2 separate regions of the Homo sapiens genome follow, and region 1 is linked to region 2. A link is an interaction called in ENCODE POLR2A ChIA-PET data of the cell type or tissue named here. Cell type or tissue: HepG2. All regions are shown on one strand. Each heading gives the region's core, and the rest is flanking DNA. Links, peaks and the distances in the headings are about the cores only. Region 1 overlaps LINC02513 (long intergenic non-protein coding RNA 2513). Region 2 overlaps LINC01258 (long intergenic non-protein coding RNA 1258).

The links. ChIA-PET counts read pairs that join two places held together with the same protein. Peaks named below come from ENCODE experiments on the same cell type or tissue, not always from the same donor. Only the 100,000 strongest peaks of a DNase experiment are listed, where the experiment ranks them.
Region 1: POLR2A ChIA-PET joins it to region 2 with 14 read pairs; 3 of 35 experiments call an interaction of 5 or more read pairs at or near these places.

The regions. Positions count from the first base shown.
Region 1 is chr4:38,382,518-38,390,852 of GRCh38, reverse strand. LINC02513 (long intergenic non-protein coding RNA 2513) reads right to left here. Exons shown (of 2, transcript NR_149123.1): 2 at 5,094-5,476. Among named protein-coding and RNA genes, the nearest start is that of LINC02513, 20 kb to the right of the region's middle. RefSeq lists an enhancer at 5,071-5,365. In HepG2, for the core only: no CTCF peak of the experiment used is centred there; DNase peaks (open chromatin) are centred at 3,312, 4,902 and 5,532.
Region 2 is chr4:38,446,005-38,454,339 of GRCh38, reverse strand. LINC01258 (long intergenic non-protein coding RNA 1258) reads left to right here. Exons shown (of 8, transcript NR_110951.1): 3 at 419-1,117; 4 at 1,526-1,767; 5 at 3,101-3,165; 6 at 4,300-4,396. Among named protein-coding and RNA genes, the nearest start is that of LINC01259, 60 kb to the left of the region's middle. RefSeq lists enhancers at 1,977-2,046, 2,057-2,206. In HepG2, for the core only: a CTCF peak has its summit at 4,385; DNase peaks (open chromatin) are centred at 3,839 and 4,349.

The DNA of each region.
Region 1 (8,335 bases), core at 235-8,234, 64 kb after region 2:
GGGAAGCAAGCACCATCTTCACATGACCAGTAGGAGAGAGAGAGTGCCAAGGGGTAGGTGCTACACACTTTCAAACAACCAGATCTTATAAGAATGCTATCATGAGACAGCACTAGGGGGATGGTGCCAAATAATTAGAAACCACCCAATGATCAAATCACCTCCCACCAAGCCCCACCTCCAACACTGAGAATAAAAATTCAACACGAGATTTGGGTGAGGACACAGAGCCAAATCGTATCAGATGGTCTGTTCATTGACATTGAACTGGCAAAGGGGAGACAGCCTGGGGGAATGCACAGGAGAAGTTTATATAGGCCAGGCCTAGAGGTTATATAGGCCAGGCCTAGAGGTTGTGCTTCTCACTTCTGTTCACATTTCATCAGCTGGCATTTGGTCCTAGGACCACACCTTAGAATGAGGAAGGCTGGCAAACATGCCCAGCCATGTGCCCAACAAGGAAAAATGTTTCATTTTATCCCCATTCCTTTTCTTTCTTTTGTTTTGTTTTTGGATTTTATGGTTGTTGTTTTATGGCCAACAGTTTGAGGGCTGAAAGTTGCCAGTAGAAAAAAGGATAAGTAGAATCTCCTGGTATGATTTGTGTAGAATATTAATTCTAAATATGAAATAATCATAACTCATTTTTATTGTGTGTTTACTATGCACCAAACTGTACTAGGCCCTTCCCCTACATGGCTGCATTTAATTCTATAGCAGCCTTGCATGTGGGTTTTGAAGTACATCAACAGTTCATTGTGGGAGGATATGGCTCTGCTCTTCTAAAGGGAATAGGGAGCAAACGGGCTGGAGCACTGCAGGTCCATTCTCCACCCTACTTTCCTTTCTTGTGTGTCCAGGAGGTTGATTTTCATGGACAATACTTCCAGACTTCATTGTCCTCTGGCTTCTGGTTGGATTTGGCTAATAGGAGGCACCAATAGGAGATCAGAGTTGGGTATAATGTCTGTAGGCTGCTCTGTGGTTTGACAGTAGCTGTGACTCTATGGTCACATAGCTGCCACTCTCCCACTGCTGCAGATCTCACCAGATTGCCAAAGAGGGCCCTCTTTCTACCCCTCCAGGCCTGGGATTACAGCAGCTTTCTGCTGCTGATACTGCCTTGGTGTTTCTCTACCCTTTGACTGGTCCCTTCTTCCTCCCCACACCTCCACAAATAGTGCTTTCCATGAACTCTCTTCAATTACTCCTTGGAGAGAGCTGTCTTTCTCTCACTGGTTCCTGATTGATTCAACCAGAACCTGAAGAACTTATGTAGCATCTTTTTTAAAAACAAACAAACAAACAAAAACCTTTATTATAGTTTCTACTTTGGAGTCAGGCAGACCTAGTTATGGACCCTAGTTTGATCACTTACCAGTTTGTGTGATCTCAGACAAGTAACTTAGCCCCTTACTATGAGTGAGCCATAGTTTACTCACTCAAAATAAAAGATAATGGTTTGTGAAGATTTTTAAAAAAAGAATATGCAAACTGCCTAGACCAGTGTTTGGTACATAATAGGTAATTCATAGAATTGAAAATGGGAAATGATGTCATGGAAATATGTCTGATATGGTTTGGCTGTATCCCCACCCAAATCTCATCTTGAATTCTCATGTGTTGTTGGAGGAGCCCAGTGGGAGGTAATTGAATCATGGGGGCAGGTCTTTCCCCTGGTGTTCTCCTGATAGTAAGTCTCACAAGAGCTGATAGTTATTATAAGAGGGAGTTTTCCTGCACAAGCTTTTTTTGCTTGCTGCCATCCATGTAAGATGTGACTAGCTCCTCCTTGCCTTCCACCATGATTGTAAGGCTTCCCCAGCCATGTGGAACTGTAAGTCCAATTAAACCTCTTTCTTTTGTAAATTGCCCAGTCTTGGGTATGTCTTTATCAGCAGCGTGAAAATGGACTAATACAATGTCAAACAATAAATTATTAAATTAGTTTAAATTAATCTATACATTGCGTATTGAGCTGACAGACATTTTTAAATCCCAGTGTTGATAGTGATGTAACAAAAAGGCACACAATATAAGTGAATGCAGAAAATCTGGTAAAACCTTTATGAACGGCATTTTATCTATAGGTCCGTAAAGCCTATAAAATGTGCATTCCCTTTAATCCAGCAATTCACAGCAATTTTAGGAATTTATCCTAAGGAAATAATCAGATAAAGATGCATCTACAAACATGTTCACACTATTACTGTTTACCATGGTTAAAAATGGAAAATAACAAATATTTGACAATAGGGAATGGCTAGATAAACCTTGGAACATCCATGCAATGATAAGTAGATGAATAATTGTTATAGAAAAATGGCCATAGCACATTGGTAAGTAAAATAATCAGTTACAAAACTATTTCTGGAGCGTTACTCCAAATTTTTGTAAAACAATAAAAAAGAGGAAAAATTGAAGGAATATATGTTGAAATATTGATTTTAGTTATTTCTGGATGGTAGGATTACAGATGCTATTTTCCCCCATTGTTATTATTTTTCCTGTATTTTCTAACTTTTTAAAATAATGAACTTTGTAAAGATAAGATTGTCCTTGGCTGTAAGTAACAAAAATTCAAACAATAGTGGTTCAGCAGCTCAACAATGCCAAGACCAATGTCTGAAATGTTTATGGCTTTTCCTTCATGGCCTTCATGTGGTCATTGTACCCACCAGTTATCACACATTCATTCAAAGAGAGAGGAAAGGAACAGGAAGGACTGTCTCAGGAAAACACAAACGAGAACGCCATCACAGATTTAACATTAACTGGCCAGATTTGTGTCACATGGCCATCCCCAGCTGGAAAGTGGAAGGAGGGATGGGGATGTGTGTGTTAGGAATTGGGGCTGAGTCAGCCACTTTGCAATGTCTGCTATAAAGAGGTATTGCTGGGAGGCTGAGGCAGGAGAATCACTTGAACCCGGGAGGTGGAGGTTGCAGTGAGCCGAGATCGTGCCACTGCACTCCAACTTGGGTGACAGAGTGAGACTTTGTCAAAAAAAAGAAAAAAAAAGGTATTGCTTTGATAATTTTAAAAATTAGAGTTATTAAAATGTTAAAACAAGTTATTTCTTTTTTTCTTTGACTACTTGAATGCTCTCCGTCCTCCAGCCACCCTTCCACCCACTTAGGCTGCAACAGCCAGCAATTTCACATTCACTGAGCCAAGAGAGTGAGGAAGAATGAAGAAACCTGAGAGGAGTCTGCACCCTTTTAGGTGGTAGGAGTGGAGAGAGGGCAGTGTGCCAAAGGACTGGAAATCAGCTTGCTTATTCAGTCAACTTCATCTAGATCTCTCTGGTCTGAGGTTCTGGCAGTGAAAGCTTATCAGCAGAGGGTTTTGCAACTTCAGTACTTCTGGCCCTGCTGTTATTTTTTAGTCTGTGCAGAACTGGCCCTGGTATTTCATTTGGCTGCTTTGGTTTCAGCAGGCCTTCCAAATAAATAATACACCCATGAGACCTACTGAGGGAATGGACTAGATTGTCTGGGTTCAGTTCTTGGCTGTGCAGGTACCTGTTATGGTCCTTGGACCAGTTACTTAAGCTCTCTGTGTTTCTGCTTCCTCAAATGTAAGATGGGAATAATAAATAATACTATATATTTCATAGGGTTGTTATAAAAGATTGGATGAGTCGGTATTTGCCAAGTGCTTAGAATATGCCTATCACATAGTAAGCATTATACAAGTATTTGTTTAAAAAATAAATAAATATGAGAAAGGCAGAAACAGCCATAAGCTCTCTGGGTCCCATTTGTTTGAGGTTACAACTTACTTGGCATAAAGCTGAGGCATCTAAAGCTACAAAGTGGGTCAAATTTTCTTTTGTTCCATGCTGGCTGAACCACGTGGTCCCAGAAGTAGGAAGGAAAGAGAAGGCTTAGGAAGCTAAGAGCCATGAAACACCTGCTGAGTGGCAGGACTTCCTCATGGCTTTCTGTGTAGCAACTCAGTTAAGTCTAATCAGGCAGGTGCTATCACTGCCCTCATTTTACAGATGGGGAAACTGAGGCTCAGAGAGGTGAAGTAACTTGGCCACAGTCACATGCTATGAGTGGTGAAGCTGAGGTTGAACCCCAGCAATGTGTGACTTTCAAGTGTGGATATTCCACATTAAGAATGATATTTACATGGGAGACTTCACTTTACGTGGTTTTAAAAGGTTAAAGTGTACATCAATCTCTAGTTTAAAGATACTGAGGGCGCTTTTATTTAACATGTCCTAGTAGCAAATTTTCCTGTAAAATGTTTAACTTCTCTCTGTTTAGTTTGGCAAGTTTGAATTTTTACATGTTGTGTTTTCTTACAGTATAGTGCATCTCTATTGTTCAAAAAAATAAATTTCAGGCCTGGAACTTAGTTAAATTCTGAGGTTTTGTGGGTTGTCCTTTAAAAAAATTTTTTTTACTTCTTTTCTTCCTTTCTTTCTTTGTTCCTGCCTGCCTCCCTGCCTTACTTTTTCCTTCCTTCCTTCTTTCCTTTCTTTTCTTCTTCCTATTCCTCCTCCTCCCCTCCCTCCCTTCCTTTCTCTCCCTCCCTCCCTCCCTTCTTTCCTTCCTTCCTTGCTTCCTTCCTTCCTTCCTTCCTTCTTTCCTTCCTTGCTTAAGTCAGGAATACATGATCTAAAGATCTCTCTGTGTCCTTCTAAAATAGCTGAAGCTCAAAGCCAGTAATTACTAGCAAAAAAATGACCATTTTTGTTGCCAATTCTGAGCACATTATCTTGAAGCTCAAAGCCTGGCCTAAAACAACTGAAATTATAAATAATTAACATCATGAATATCTCACAGGTCCAAATTCCTCCACGAGTAACCGCAGAATTCCTTTCTGTTCTCTGATCTGTCAATGCTACCTTTGCAAATGCCAGTTCCAAAGACATAGAAGCAAATATTGCTCAATGTTTTTATTAATGACTATGATCATGTTCAAGCAAATTGTGCATGTTCAAGGCACATTCCCTGTTCTCTCTCTTTAAGAAAAAAAATCACTAAGCCCCACCCTACCCCACCCTTAGCTTTGAAAGGTCTGAAGTCAGTGGTGCCTGAGATAGAGCCAAGATAAAACGAATTGAAAACAAAATGAGCTTTTTTTTTTTTTTTGAAACTTTTGTTTCCAGCTTATAGACACTCCCACCTCAAGTTGCAGAATCCTAGGGATCTGACCCAGTGTCACCTTCAGCCCCAATGGGGCCTTTAGGCCTGTCCTATGTAGGCTGAGGCCCCTCCCAGGTCAGTCCCTACCCCCATTGGAGGCGAATTAACTCTTTCAGGGGAAGACTTGTGCTGGCTTCCAACAACCCAATCTTCCTACTCTGGAGGCTAATCTTTTCCCCTTTTATGCTTTTGCCTTCATAATAGTCCTCATTCTTCTTCCAGAGGGTTAGAGGGTGAAAATAGCCAAGAAGCAGTTGCAAGAAGGCTCTGAAGTTCACATCTTGTGGGTAGGGCCGGCAGTAGGCAGGAGAGACCTGGGAGAGAGATTAGGTGAAACATTAGCCACAACCTTTTGGATTCAGTCCAGTGTCTTTCAATTATTTCTTGATGTGCTTTGGGTACTGGGCTTATTTGGCATGAGACAGGCATCCATTAGAAGATTTCACAATGATTTGCCATGTTACAGTTCTAAACATGCGAACTCATCACCAAAGAAAATTTATGTTTTTACCGCCTTTTCCTCCCACCTCTCCCTGGGGAGCTGCAGGAAAAAGCAATCCAAACGAATTAATCAAAATGACTAGGTTATGCTCTAAAAATAATAAACGTTGCCGTAGTCTGGATCTTTTTCAAGTTTGAGCTTATTTTGTGAGCTTGAATATCGATACGTCAAAGCGCATGTGCATGTATATATTTTTATTAGAGGGATGTGGACTATTGCATGAGGACAGGTAAGTTATTAAGATACACAAATGCAATTGCTCTCATAATACTAGACTGCATTTCAACTAAGTTAATTAAGCTACTTGGCCAATGAAGAGGCAAAGGGTAGGTGCCTTAATGATTCCTTAACTTGTCTCATAAGCCAGCCTTGCAAATTAGGATAGGCTACAGAACTTGAGCTCTGAAAACAAAGCAGGACAGAAACTGAGGTGCAGACTTAGAACAATAACAAAAAGGAAAAATGTCTCCTTGAGCTTCCCTTACCTACTGCATAAGACATTGCTAGACAAAAGCAAAAGGACTGGAAAAAGTTGAAAATTTATTCAAAAAAGTTAGTAAATAATAACAGAAAACAAGCAAACAAGAAACTGTTATTATCTTCATATTTTCAAAATATCTTCTAAGAGATCAGCTCCAAAAGAAAGTTTTAATATAAAAAGAAACCTGTAGCTGAATCCCGAGTTTTCAAGGCCTTCTTGTATTGTGAGAAGGCAATTAGATCAACATTAGGGCGAGGCCGAGAGGGAAAAATCTGTATTGGGAAAAAGGAAAGTGGTGATGATCAGGGTAGAGTCTCTTCTTATTTTAAATGATGCAGTTATCTGATTTTTAATTGACCTTTTTCCCTAATGTATACCCCAAATATCCTCAAGCAAGATGTTTAAAAATCCAGATCCAAACCATCCACAGCCCTTGATGATAATTTATCCATGTTAGGCAGGGTGACGAGGCCCCTGTGATTGTCAGAAAAAATTAGGAGCAAGGATTCCCCAGCTTTATTGTGCATGTCCTTTGTCTCTGGATCTGATCCCTGATGTTATTGGGCTGAATCACAAGGTTATTTCCCACCTAAGAAATCTCATCTGGCTTGAGAATGCTCCTTAGATAATTTCAGCGTCTTTATTCTCCAGAGAAGGTTGATTTCAGTGTTACTAACCCCATCCTACTTTAGCCAGCCTCCATTAATCATGGCTGGCAGGAGAGACTAGAGGGTCATGGGTAATTGAATTCCAGCCAACCTTCAAACCTAATTCAAGTCAACCCTTTGACCTCTTTGCTGACCAAATCTGCTGCCAGAGCTAGTAAATAAATATTGCTTTTTAATTAGACGAAGCCTTTTTCGAGAGCCTACTATGTGTTAGCTTTGTGAGAGAGGCAACCATTATCTCACTTCATTCATTCATTCTGTCCACACTTCCATTGGAACCCAGACACAAGGAATTAACAGATAGTGGAGAGGAGTATAAAGGTCAACTTGGGGTCAGCCCAGTGGGAAAATATGTGCTTTGCAGACACCCTGACTTCCTATCTTTGAAAGAAGATAGATCTTTAGCATTGACAGAAAGGCTGAAGTCCTTTCTGCACAGGAAAATGAAATGATAAACATTTTCCCTTCTCTCGTGAAGCCATGTAGGATCTTCCGACTCCAAAGACTTCTATTCAAGTCCTCCTGCCACCATATTTGACATGGAATGTCGGGTAGGTGATTTTACCTTTGTAGGCCTCAGGGCCCTCACCTGTGACATGGAACAGGGTGTGCACCACTAACCTGGCAAGGTCATTGTGATACAATGTGTAGGGAAGCTCCTTGTAAACTGCTAGGCTCCAACCACACAGGAGATTGCTGCCAATGGCTCTTGCACACTCTCTGTTAAAGATGCCACCCAGCAATGAGACCAGTCAAAGACAGGGCTGGGGAACAGACACCTAGACAGAGAGTACACACTCATTTTAAATAATGAAATTTTAGCTGGATTTTCTCATGAAATTTGCTTCTTTTGTTTTGCTTGGTCTCTGGGTCACCACCATGCCTAAGTATACACATGATCTGGATTTTTTCTTTTTTCTTCCTTTTTTTTTTTTGGCCAGAATTCTTTTGTGGCATTTAGAAGTCTCCAGAAAACATGAAACTTACTTTTCCCTTTCAGAGGAGGCCACCTTTTCACCTATTTCTCATCCTCAGACAATTAGAAACCAGCTCACCAAGGACTAGCAGTGTTCCACTATCACCAACCCTCAAATTTCATAATAAAGCTAGCACTGAGTTGCTACAATTAATATTCTCAGCAGCAATGCTTTTGGGGGGAAATGATGAGTCAAGGATGTGCAGAGGTTTGCTTAGGAAAAAACCAAATGTGCTTGAATAATTTACTCTGTCATTTTAATTCCAAAATGATATGAGGCCCCTAAGGCTTAGCAAGCAACCGGAGGACCTGAGCAGCCTGGAGAGGCTGTGTTTAAGTGGTAATGTTAATGGAATTATCCGTTGCTGCTGGAGCACTGTCTGCTGTCGAGAGATAATTACCCAGGCAAAGATGAGGTATCATTGAAGATAAACGCTGAAGCAGGGACCTCAATGTTTATTTTCCATGCTAGGGCGTAATCTCCTCCGTTGTTTAACTTCATTAGCATCCCTGCTAACCCCGGGCCACACAATTTCACTTAAAAGA
Region 2 (8,335 bases), core at 197-8,196:
TAGCTTGCTATGTAGCCGAGCTATAGATATCCTACTTATTCTTTTCCCTCATTTCATCTTAGCAGTTTTTCCTATTCTTGCTAGTTATTCCTAATGCCTTTTAATTGGGGGTACTTCTTTCCTTTGTTTTGCATAGTTTCTCATGGCAGAGATGCTTAATCAATTGTCCTGTGTCCATTTTCCACTTGTCCCTAGTAACGGAACCCACTGCCAGTTTTAGCAAAATACATTGTTCCACTGTCCTCCTAGCCTCCGAAATAGAATTGACACCCCCTTGTCTCCCTTGCAGCTGGCTATGACCATGTGACTAAGCTCTCACTAATGGAAGGTGAGCAGAATTGAGGAGTGATGGGCATAACTTGTGTTCACTGCCATAAAAGAATGTCATTCCACTTCCTCTCCTTCTTCCTCCCTATAGGGTAGGCTGGAACTTGGATGTGCATTGGCAGGTCTGCATTGGCAGACCAGATGTCACCATACAGACAACAATATCCTACAGGACAGAAAAGCTTGAAAGTAAAAGAAACTTTGGTGTTTGAATAAACCACACATTTGTCCTGGACAACCTGCCTATCGTTGAACTGTTACATGAGAGAAAAAGAGATTTCTCTCTTATTTGAACAATTGCATTTTCAAGTCTTTTTGTTACAGCAGCATAACTGATACCCTAACCCTGACAAATACATTTTTAAACAAAAGGAGGAATGCTACTATCGTACTCTATGCTGGTCCAGTCTTACTTGGGGTGCAGTATTCTCATCTGTGAATCACATTTCAAGGGGCCTAAAGACAAAGTAGAAGTGTTCAGATAACAGCAACATGATTGGTGAGAAATTCAAAGTTGAAGAAACTGGAAGAGCAGATTTAGAGTAAGTAGGAGTGCCACTTTCAAATGTCTGAGGAACTGGCCTGTGAAAGAATGATTCACTTTGTTCTGTGTAGTTTCAGTAGATAGAAGTATGGTTCAACGGGAAAACTGATTTTGCTGAAGAGAAAGATTTCTGGCTGTCAGGTCTGCATAGACATTGGAGGCACTGAGTTCCCTGCTCATGGAGATATTTTTCACAGAGCCTGGATAATCATTTGGCTGGATTTGTAACAACTGTGTATCATACAGGTATGTTACATAAATTGCCTCAAATTCTTAGAACAATGCTGATAATTATATATTTTAATTTCCATTTGATAGAAAGGAAATATTAATCTAAGACCAGTTAAAACTGCTCCAGGATCACAGACCCAGTTAGTAGCAGGGTCCAGGTTCTTTCTACTGACCACTGGTAAAGCTAATTTACAAAATGGCCTGAACATTTCTCCCAAATCTGAATTTGATGAGTCCCCTAGAAAATTGTGTTTCCTAAATCTTTCCTTGAATTCTGAAGTATCTGAGCCAGCAACATTTCCTGAAATTGGTGTGCATACTCTCCCAAATTTTAACCTCATAGCCAGTTTACTTTGGGCCCTCCTTTATGTGTCAGAGATTGCCAGCTGGTCACCGAACCATTTTCTTTCCTTCTTGGCACAGCATGAAAATGCATTTTCTAGCTTCCCTTGAAGTGAAATGTGAGCAAAAATGATGCCAGCCACTCCCAGACCGGCCCATAGAAACCTCCCATATTCTTTCTTCTTCTGCTGCTGGATATTGACACAGGGGATGACTTTGAAAGCTGAGTATTGAAGATGGCAGAAGCTGTCTTTCAGCCTTGGTCCCTGAACAACATGTTGAGCAGATCCCGTGGTAATCTGGAACTGCCCTGGACTGTGTAAGTGAGTGAGACATAAACTCTTACTATGCTTGAGCCATTTTACATGTAACAGCAGTTAGCTTTCCTTACTTAATGCTCTTTATACCCTGCTACTAAATAGCAAGAATTGTAACTTTAGATCACAGGACTATGTGAATAGTCATTATATTTGTCAACAACTCTAACAGGCTGAACTTTTTATTCCTCAGTTATTTAAAATTGTGGTAAAATACACATAACATAAAATTTACCATCTTACCCATGTTAAGTATACAGTTCAGTGGTATTAAGTACATTTGTAGTGCTATATGTTCATCACCACCATCTACCTCCAGAACTCTTTTCATCTTGTAAAACTGAAACTCTGTGCCCATTAAACAGTAACTCCATTCCCTCCTCCACACAAGCCTCTGGCAACCACCACTGTACTTTCTGTTTCTATGGTTTTGATTATTCTAAGTACCTCATATAAGTGGAATCATGCACTATTTGTCTTTTTTTGTTGTTGGCAGATTTCACTTAGCATACTGTCCTCAAGTTTCATCCATGTGTCAGAATTTCCTTCCTTTTTGCAGCTGAATAATATTCTATTATATGTGTGTACCACATTTTGTTTATCCATTCATTCATCAGTGGACACTTGGGTTGCTCCTACATGTTAGCTATTATGAATGATAGAGTTTGGGTGTGTGTCCCCACCCAAATCTCATATGGAAATGTAATCTTCAATATTGGAAGTGGGGCTTGGTGGGAGGTGATTGGATCATGGGGGTGGATTTTTCATGGATGATTTATCACCATCCCCCTTGGTACTGTCCTAGTGATAGTACGTTTTTGTGAGATCTGATCATTTAAAAGTGTTTGGCACCTCCCCCGCTCCTTGCTCCTATTTTTTTTGCCATGAAATGTGGCTGCTTCCTGTTTGCCTTCCACCATGACTGGAAGCTTCTTGAGACCTCCCTGGAAGCAGATGCTGCTATGCTTCCTGCACAGCCTACAGAACCATGAGCCGATTAAACCTCTTTTCTTACAAATTACTGAGTCTTAGGTATTTCTTTGTAACAATGCAACAACAGCCTAATACAATGAACTATGCTGCCATAAACATGGATGTACAAGTATTTATTTGAGATCCTGTTTTCCATTCTTTTTGTTGTATACTCAGAAGTAGAATTGCTGGATCATATGGCAATTCTATTTTTAATTTTTTGAGGAACCTAGGTTAAACTTTTTGAAACTGCAGATATTGAACCAGTTTTATGTTTACCAAAAAAGCAGAACTTTAACACAATCTAATCTGTTTATTCCATCTCTCACTCTCTTGACTTCTCCATAACCCTATCCAACTGATAAAGAGGAATCAACTTCTTTATACAACAATGGCAGAGAAGTTCTACAATATGGAGTCCTGTGATAAAAGGTAATGCCAAAAGTTTGTCCAATGGTGACTTATGGTTCAGTCCACTCATTTTTGGTTTTTAGATTCTTCAGTGTCCTTCTTTTATCTGTTTCTAAAGTTACAAACTACCAGGAAATTTCTCATGGGAAAAAAAAATCTGTATCTTCGGATTATTTTACAAATCGGAAGACTAGAACATGTATATCAAAACCAGCTGGCGGCCCAGCACAGTGGCTCATGCCTGTAATACCAGCACTTTGGGAGGCCAAGGTGGGTGGATCACCTGAGGTCAGGAGTTCGAGACCAGCCTGGTCAACATGGCGAAACCCTGTTGCTAAAAATACAAAAATTAGCTGGGCTTGGTGGCGCATGCCTGTAGTCCCAGCTACACAGGAGGCTGAGGCAGGAGAATCACTTGAACCCTGGAGGCCAAGGTTTCAGTGAGCTGCAATCGTGCCACTGCACTCCAGCCTGGGTAACAGAGCCAGACTCCATCTCAAAACAAACACACACACACACACACACACACACACACACACACACACACACACACAAACCAACAACTGGCACCAGGGGGTCTTCCTTAGACAGGTCATACCTTCTCCAGTCCTACAGACACAGAGTCCCTTTTGATCTCTAATGCTGATGTGCACGTCAAATGCCACGTGTCTTTGTGACATGGCTTTTTCTAAAGCTGGTCCTACAGGCTGTTTGCACCTGCGATCCCTGGAATCACTTCAGTAAAATCAATGATTAACAAAGAGCTACTCTCCGGCCCTTTCCTGAGAGCTTGTTTTGAAGAAGTTAGAACTCTTTGCAAGGCAGTAAACCCTTCCTGGGAGTTGGCAGGAAAAGCCAGGAAGTCTTCTCATTATTATTGAGCACTGATCTTCCTTGTAGGGGCATATACCTAGCATACCAAAATTTACTCTCTGCAGCCCCCAACTTCCTGTCAGTAACACAAATGTAGGACATAAGTGAAGCTTTGCGAAAAAGGAGGATAGGATTTATTGTTCTGTTTTTAATTGAAAGCCCAAATAGCGATATTGATTGGTTTGATTCCACCAGAGAGTTAAACAATTTCCTTCCACATCCCCAAATCCCCAACTATGCAGAGCTGCAGCGGTCACCACCAGCCTCCTCAATGTTGTGCAGGTCCAGCTGACTGACCCACCAGCTGGTGACCAGCAGAGCAGAGGAGGAGCAAGCACAGGACCTTCACCTTTCCTGCCAGGTGTGGGCGCCAGTCAAGGTGGGCTCCAGGCTCTGATGCAGGCATGAGAGGATGTTGCAGCAGATGTGCTGCTTGCTTTTAAAGCTCTGGAACACAACAAAGATGAGGTTTTCTGTAGATGTGTACATGATTTTCATATAGAAAGATTTCCTTTTTCCTAAAGTCTAGAAAACAAGTAAATACCAAGTGAATCACTGACCTCCCAGAAACTATTTTATGCTCATGGTATGCACTGGTGGAGGGAGGTGACTAACGCAGGGCAGCCGAGCTGAGTACTTAAAGCTGGTTTTGCTCAATCTGTGGTACGGGTACTCATAGGGTAAGCATGATAATTTGGGGGTGATACACAGATATACATTTACAAATGTTAATAGTGTGATGTTGACACATGGAAACAGAGAGGGGAACAACAGACACTGGGGCCCAGCAGAGGGTGGAGGGTCGAGGAGGGAGAGGATTGGGAAACGTAATTAATGTACACTAGGCTTAACATCTGGATGACAAAATAATCTGTACAACAGGCCAGGCATGGTGGCTCATGCCTGGAATCCCAGCACTTTGGGAGACTGAGGCAGGCAGATCACGTGAAGTCAGGAGTTCGAGACCAGCCTGGCCAACATGGCAAAACCCCGTCTCTAGTAAAAATACAAAAATTAGCCAGGCGTGGTGGCATGTGCCTGTAATCCCAGCTACTCAGGAGGCTGAGGCAGGAGAGAATTGCATGAACCTGGGAGGTGGAGGTTGCAGTGAGCCGAGATCACACCACTGCACTCCAGCCTGGGTGACAGAGTGAGACTCCATCTCCAAAAGAAAAAAAAAAAAAAAAATCTGTACAACAAACCCTCATGACAAAAGTTTATCTAAACAAACCTGCACATCTACCCCTGAGCTTAAAATAAAAGTTTAATACTAAAAGAGAAAAAAAAAGATGTTTTTCAACGTAATATTACCTTTCACGCCAAAACAGGTGAATATAAATAGACATAAAAAATAGTGTGATATTTACGTTAATGTGCATTAGAATAAAAATTTAAGGGGGGTGGAGTCAAGATGGTCAAATAGGAACAGCTGCAGTCTACAGCTCCCAGCGTGAGTGATGCAGAAGATGGGTGATTTCTGCATTTCCAACTGAGGTACCAGGTTCATCTCACTGGGGAGTGTCAGACAGTGGGTGCAGTGCACCGAGCATGAGCTGAAGCAGGGCGAGGCATTGCCTCATTCAGGAAGTGCAAGGGGTCAGGGAATTCCCTTTCTTAGTCAAAGAAAGGGGTGACAGACGGCACCTGGAAAATCGGGTCACTCCCACCCTAATACTGCACTTTTCCAATGGTCTTAGCAAATGGCACACCAGGAGATTATATCCTGCACATGGCTCGGAGGGTCCTACGCCCATGGAGCCTCGCTCATTGCTAGCACAGCAGTCTGAGATCAAACTGCAAGGTGGCAGCGAGGCTGGGGGAGGGGTGCCCGCCATTGCTGAGGCTTGAGTAGGTAAACAGAGCAGCCAGGAAGCTCAAACTGGGTGGAGCCCACCGCAGCTCAAGGAGGCCTGCCTGCCTCTGTAGACTCCACCTCTGGGGGCAGGGCATAGCCCAACAAAAGGCAGCAGAAACCTCTGCAGACTTAAATATCCCTCTCTGACAGCTTTGAAGAGAGTAGTGTTTCTCCCAGCACGCAGCTGGAGACCTGAGAACGGAAAGACTGCCTCCTCAAGTGGGTTCCTGACCCTCGAGTAGCCTAACTGGGAGGCACCCCCCAGTAGGGGCAGACTGACACCTCACACGGCCAGGTACTCCTCTGAGACAAAACTTCCAGAGGAACGATCAGGCAGCAACATTTGCTATTCACCAATATCCGCTGTTCTGCAGCCTCTGCTGCTGATACCCAGGAAAACAGGGTCTGCAGTGGACCTCCAGCAAACTCCAACAGACCTGCAGCTGAGGGTCCTGACTGTTAGAAGGAAAACTAACAAACAGAAAGGACATCCACACCAAAACCCCATCTGCACGTCACCATCATCAAAGACCAAAGGTAGATAAAACCACAAAGATGGGGAAAAAACAGAGCAGAAAAACTGGAAACTCTAAAAATCAGAGTGCCTCTCCTCCTCCAAAGGAACGCAGTTCCTCACCAGCAATGGAACAAAGGTGGATGGAGAATGACTTTGACGAGTTGAGAGAAGAAGGCTTCAGACGATCAAACTACTCTGAGCTAAAGGAGGAAGTTCGAACCCATGGCAAAGAAGTTAAAAACTTTGAAAAAAGATTAGAAGAATGGCTAACTAGAATGACCAATGCAGAGAAGTCCTTAAATAACCTGATGGAGCTGAAAACCACCACACAAGAACTACGTGATGAATGCACAAGCCTCAGTAGCCGATTTGATCAACTGGAAGAAAGGGTATCAGTGATGGAAGATCAAATGATTGAAATGAAGCGAGAAGAGAAGTTTAGAGTAAAAGAATAAAAAGAAACGAACAAAGCCTCCAGGAAATATGGGACTATGTGAAAAGACCAAATCTACGTCTCATTGGTGTACCTGAAAGTGACGGGGAGAATGGAACCAAGTTGGAAAACACTCTGCAGGATATTATCCAGGAGAACTTCCACAATCTAGCAAGGCAGGCCAATATTCAAATTCAGGAAATACAGAGAATGCCACAAAGATACTCCTCGAGAAGAGCAACTGCAAGACACTTAACTGTCAGATTCAGCAAAGTTGAAATGAAGGAAAAAATGTTAAGGGCAGCCAAAGAGAAAGGTCGGGTTACCCACAAAAGGAAGCCCATCAGACTAACAGCTGATCTCTCGGCAGAAACTCTACAAGCCAGAAGAGAGTGGGGGCCAATATTCAACATTCTGAAAGACAAGAATTTTCAACCCAGAATTTCATATCCAGCCAAACTAAGCTTCACAAGTGAAGGAGAAATAAAATGCTTTACAGACAAGCAAATGCTGAGAGATTTTGCCACCACCAGGCCTGCCCTAAAAGAGCTCCTGAAGGAAGCACTAAACATGGGAAGGAACAACCGATACCAGCCACTGCAAAAACATGCCAAATTGTAAAGACCATCGAGGCTAGGAAGAAACTGCATCAACTAACAAGCAAAATAACCAGCTAATATCATAATGACAGGATCAAATTCACACATGACAATATTAACCTTAAATGTAAATGGGCTAAATGCTCCAATTAAAAGACACAGACTGGCAAATTGGATAAAGAGTCAAGAGCCATCAGTGTGCTGTATTCAGGAAACCCATCTCACGTGCAGAGACACACATAGGCTCAAAATAAAGGGATGGAGGAAGATCTACCAAGCAAATGGAAAACAAAAAAAGGCAGGGGTTGCAATCCTAGTCTCTGATAAAACTGACTTTAAACCAACAAAGATCAAAAGAGACAAAGAAGTCCATTACATAATGGTAAAGGGATCAATTCAACAAGAAGAGCTAACTATCCTAAATATATATGCACCCAATACAGGAGCACCCAGATTCATAAAGCAAGTCCTTAGAGACCTACAAAGAGACTTAGACTTCCACACAATAATAATGGGAGACTTCAACACCCCACTGTCAACATTAGACAGATCAACAAGACAGAAAGGTAACAAGGTTATCCAGGAATTGAACTCAGCTCTGCACCAAGCGGACCTAATAGACGTCTACGGAACTCTCCGCCCCAAATCAACAGAATATACATTCTTTTCAGCACCACACCACACCTATTCCAAAATTGACCACATAGTTGGAAGTAAAGCACTCCTCAGCAAACATAAAAGAACAGAAATTATAACAAACTGTCTCTCAGACCACAGTGCAATCAAACTAGAACTCAGGATTAAGAAACTCACTCAAAACCACTCAACTACATGGAAACTGAACAACCTGCTCCTGAATGACTACTGGGTACATAACGAAATGAAGGCAGAAATAAAGATGTTCTTTGAAACCA